Linked DNA regions of Homo sapiens: region 2 is linked to region 1. Evidence: chromatin loops called from intact Hi-C (ENCODE). Cell type or tissue: B cell. All regions are shown on one strand.

Region 1 (2,500 bases):
GGCATGCCTGTAATCCCAGCTACTCGGGAGGCTGAGGCAGGAGAATGGCTTGAACCCGGGAGGCGGAGGTTGTGGTGAGCCGAGATCGCGCCATTGCACTCCAGCCTGGGCAACAAGTGCAAAACTCGGTCAAAAAAAAAAAAAAAAAAAAGAACAATAGGATCAGAAGTCGGATGGCTGGGTCCATATATACCTCCACCTCTTCTGACTCCCAGTTTTCCATCTCTGTTTGAAAATGAGTCTGTAAGCCTCTCCCCACCTCTGCCTGTTCCCATCCCATAGCACCAGGCTGACTTAGGCAGCCACACAGCTGGGATGGGAAGTTGGCCTCAGTGAGCAGATGGTACAGGGGCTGAGCTTAAAACAAAAATCACAAACATTTCTTGGGGGGTATCCTCAAGGCCGATAACCCTCTTACTAGAGTGAAATGGAAAACCAAATGTGATTGAGCTGCCTGAGCGATAAAAGCATTTGCTGTTATTCTCTGATTTGCTCTGTTCATGGAGAGTTTAGTCATAGGAGTTTCTATTCTCAGAAACTCACAGCACATCACAATACGTAGCTCATTTGTCCTCAAAATAATTCTGCCCTGCATAAATGGGTGTGTGTGTAGGGGGGTGGTAATTATAAGAAACCATGTGTGTTAGAATTGATGTCAGTGCTTTGAGATCATCAGATAAAAGCTAATAAACAACACATATGTGTACAGGCCACCTCTCTAATTCATACCAGAAGCGCTGGTTGTAATCAAAGCATGGCATATTTTATTTTAAACTATTTTATAAATAACCTTTGAAACTGTGTTGATTGTGAAAGCCAAGATCTGATGTCCTGTTAAGGAAAGATGAAAATAGGCTAGAATTAAAGAGCAATATGAGTCTGGATAAAAGTGACAGGAATTACTGTAGGACAATAAAGCATTGGGTCATGTCAAGTTTTCATCACATGGAGAATGGAAAGCTGCATCATAAATGCTCTCCACCTAATCATCCTGAGCATTCTCATTTTAGTGCGATATATTGTCCTCTTGGAAGCAATAATCTCATTTAGGTCATGAGTAAAATAAGTTGGGTTCAGCGTTTCCATTTCAAGATATAGAGAATATTTCTCCAGTGCAGCATAAGAAATAGAATATCACCCAGGAGAAGCTTTACATAGGCAGTGATAATGTGGAAAAATCTAATAAAGAGAACCCACGTGCCCCAGGGAGGAGAAGCCCTCTGTGTGTGTGATTGTCGTCAGGTGAGCAGTTATGGCACACTTTGTAGTTTTGCCAGTGCTTTTATGTAAATTACTGTATGCAAAATCCACAGCCCTCGGGGATGTGTGGGTATGGCCTCTGTTACTGACAGAGGAACTGAAACTTCAAGAAGGCAAGTGATTTGCTCAAGATTGGTTATCAGTAGAGTTGGGGTTTGAATTCCATTCTTCTGGATTCAAATCTAAGCTCTCCCTCTGCACAGTTACATGTGGGCAGGCTGTGCATGCATATCTGTGGCCTGGAGGAGTGGGGTGAGTAACCTTACAGGAAGGAATACCCTGCACTAAAATTTGCACCTAAGCTTCCATTATTACGCCTACTTTTCATTTTCTGTTTGTTTTCCTCTTAGAGGTTAAATTTTCCATTCCTGATTTTAACCCAAAGAAAGGCTAAGTAAATTCCAGGGGCCACTCTTGAATAAGGGCAGCTGGAAAAAAATACACAATGCCCACCATCTAGCTTAACAGGATGTGGACACCTTCAGTCGTGGCTAAATCTATACAGTTTAACCCTAGCAACAATTTCCCAGAAATAAAACAGCTGCTCTTTCTGGTATTTGGTTAGTCTCCAGCTGGGTCAAGTCCCTCTTGATCGAATGCTTGGAGCAGGGTTTCTCGACCTCTGCACTAAAACACCTGGGGCCAGATAATTCTCTGTGGCTGTGGGCACCAGGGAGGCTGTTCTGTGCATTGTAGAATGTTGAGCAGCATCCCTGACCTCTACCCACTAGATGACAGTAGCACTCCCCAAGTTGTGACAACTCAAAATATCTTTAGACGTTGCCAAATGTTTCCTGGGGGCAAAATCTGCCCCTGGTTGAGAACCAGTGGATTGGAGTCATCATTTGTGTTGATCAATCACTCCGTGATGATTAGGCCATGATGGACAATTCAGGCTGACTTTATTTTGCTCATTAGGTTGACCAGAAGACTGGCAATTGATCCACTGCTAAGCACTTTCCTGACACAAGCTGAAATGATGTCCTCAGGAGCCCCGTGTGCGCATGGCTTTTGGGATGGTTCTTCCCAAGGAGGACAGCCGTAAACCATAGAAAGCAACCACTTGACTCTGGGTGTCCCTGGTTTGCAAGTGCCTCTTGTGTCCGCCATCTGCATTTCTGTCTAGATGGTAAGGTTGAGGGAGGTCAGTTTCAGCAGAAAGTGCAAAGAGCATAGATTCATGAGGCAATCAGACCTAAATTAAAGTTTTGGCTTTATCACTACCCAGCAACGTGATCTT
Region 2 (2,500 bases), 69 kb after region 1:
TTCTCCCTGTGACAAGTCCAGGCTTCCTTTGGGCCCAGGTGTCAGGGACAGCAGATTCTCTGGAGCAGGTCTGGGCCCTCCCCCCTGATTCCTGCCCAATATGGGAGGTGGGAGACTCCTTTCTCTTAGGTCCAGCAGGAAGTTGGCGGGGCCCAAGCACTGTAAGGCACAGCATTTGAGGAGCTGAGAAGAGGGGTGAGAATTTAGCTGGAAAGGAGTTGCTGCAAGGCCATTCCCGGCAGGGCACAGCACCCATCTACCAACGAAGCTGTTGCAGCCAAGGCTCCTGCCCGTGGGGCCAGGGGGATTATTCCTGGGCCTCTGGAGGCTGGGTGGGTGGTCACAGGGCTGTGCTGCAGAGACACCTGTTGGCCTCTGGGTTGGCTCCTGCCCACACAGGCTACTGACCCACTCTTTGTTTTCTGATTTGCTTTCACGCCAGGGTCTCAGTACAGCCACCAAGGACACCTACGACGCCCTTCACATGCAGGCCCTGCCCCCTCGCTAACAGCCAGGGGATTTCACCACTCAAAGGCCAGACCTGCAGACGCCCAGATTATGAGACACAGGATGAAGCATTTACAACCCGGTTCACTCTTCTCAGCCACTGAAGTATTCCCCTTTATGTACAGGATGCTTTGGTTATATTTAGCTCCAAACCTTCACACACAGACTGTTGTCCCTGCACTCTTTAAGGGAGTGTACTCCCAGGGCTTACGGCCCTGGCCTTGGGCCCTCTGGTTTGCCGGTGGTGCAGGTAGACCTGTCTCCTGGCGGTTCCTCGTTCTCCCTGGGAGGCGGGCGCACTGCCTCTCACAGCTGAGTTGTTGAGTCTGTTTTGTAAAGTCCCCAGAGAAAGCGCAGATGCTAGCACATGCCCTAATGTCTGTATCACTCTGTGTCTGAGTGGCTTCACTCCTGCTGTAAATTTGGCTTCTGTTGTCACCTTCACCTCCTTTCAAGGTAACTGTACTGGGCCATGTTGTGCCTCCCTGGTGAGAGGGCCGGGCAGAGGGGCAGATGGAAAGGAGCCTAGGCCAGGTGCAACCAGGGAGCTGCAGGGGCATGGGAAGGTGGGCGGGCAGGGGAGGGTCAGCCAGGGCCTGCGAGGGCAGCGGGAGCCTCCCTGCCTCAGGCCTCTGTGCCGCACCATTGAACTGTACCATGTGCTACAGGGGCCAGAAGATGAACAGACTGACCTTGATGAGCTGTGCACAAAGTGGCATAAAAAACATGTGGTTACACAGTGTGAATAAAGTGCTGCGGAGCAAGAGGAGGCCGTTGATTCACTTCACGCTTTCAGCGAATGACAAAATCATCTTTGTGAAGGCCTCGCAGGAAGACCCAACACATGGGACCTATAACTGCCCAGCGGACAGTGGCAGGACAGGAAAAACCCGTCAATGTACTAGGATACTGCTGCGTCATTACAGGGCACAGGCCATGGATGGAAAACGCTCTCTACTCTGCTTTTTTTCTACTGTTTTAATTTATACTGGCATGCTAAAGCCTTCCTATTTTGCATAATAAATGCTTCAGTGAAAATGCAGCTTTACTAAGCTTTATTTCAGCAGTCAAGCTTGTAATGGCAATTTAGTCATCAGTAAATCAGCAGGTTGCCCTTGGGGGAGGAGGGGAGCAAAACTGCTGATTCTCAGGAGAGAACAGGACAGTTCCTGGGAACGAGCACATGAGCACAGGTGCATCCTGCGGCCCGGAATGCGGCAATATGGGTGGTGTCACACACGGCAAGTGGGCCGGGCATCCCGGCTGGGTGGCTGTGCCTTAGACAGAGAGAGTGGGGCTTGGTGCAATACAATGTGTCAGGATGGGCCCAGTCTTATGCCAGAAACAGAGAGGGCTATGGGAAAGGAGCCCTGCAGCACGGCACCAGCTTGTCAGGTGCAGGAAAACAAGCGCGAAAGGCTGGCCTGGCACCCAGGCATCAGAATAGACAGCGTGTGAGCAGAAGGTGTCCGGAAGTTATGCACAGCAGCTGACGCCACAGTGCAAAATGTCTCAGTGCATAGGGTTTGAGGGAGGGATGGAGAACAAGTCTTTTAGGCGTTTCTCTCACAAAAGGTGGCCCTGTCCCTAGCAGTGTTTCCTCTAACTGCAGTGGCTATATATAGGGCCCCAATTCAACAAGCCCACCAACTAATATTGTGTAAAGACTGAAATCTATACCTTGACATTTTCAAAAAGGAAATCCAAGACCATGACTGTTAAAGCCCCTGAAAATTTGGGATTCCAACAGGAGCCACGCACATCATCACTAGGCATATTTAACAATTCACAGGCAACTCATAAGGAGAAGGCATTTGATTTGTAACTCAGCCTCAGGGGAATTCTGCTACTCACTGGGCTTTTAAAACTGAAATCTGGTTCATCTATTAGTGAAAGAGAGTGCCTCTCACATCGAGGGCTTGTGCTAGACCAAGTTTCAAGGTCAGCTGACATATATACAGGCTGTGTGACCTGGATGGCTGGTTTGAAAAGT

What was found. Peaks named below come from ENCODE experiments on the same cell type or tissue, not always from the same donor. Only the 100,000 strongest peaks of a DNase experiment are listed, where the experiment ranks them.
Region 2: a loop joins it to region 1, with 10 times the contacts of the local background. A loop is called at or near these places in 7 of 110 quality-filtered maps.

What each region holds. Positions count from the first base shown.
Region 1 is chr1:167,498,705-167,501,204 of GRCh38, reverse strand. All of the region lies in intron 1 of CD247 (CD247 molecule), which reads left to right. Among named protein-coding and RNA genes, the nearest start is that of CD247, 19 kb to the left of the region's middle. In B cell, no CTCF peak of the experiment used is centred here; DNase peaks (open chromatin) are centred at 499 and 1,314; H3K4me3 peaks cover 1,287 bases; H3K27me3 peaks cover 652 bases.
Region 2 is chr1:167,429,689-167,432,188 of GRCh38, reverse strand. It overlaps CD247 (CD247 molecule), which reads left to right. Exons shown (of 8, transcript NM_198053.3): 8 at 443-1,549. The coding sequence ends at 508. Among named protein-coding and RNA genes, the nearest start is that of CD247, 88 kb to the left of the region's middle. RefSeq lists silencers at 242-301, 1,072-1,121 and enhancers at 572-641, 762-861, 613-1,519, 1,792-1,981, 1,520-2,426. In B cell, no CTCF peak of the experiment used is centred here; DNase peaks (open chromatin) are centred at 768 and 1,538; H3K4me3 peaks cover 817 bases; H3K27ac peaks cover 2,500 bases.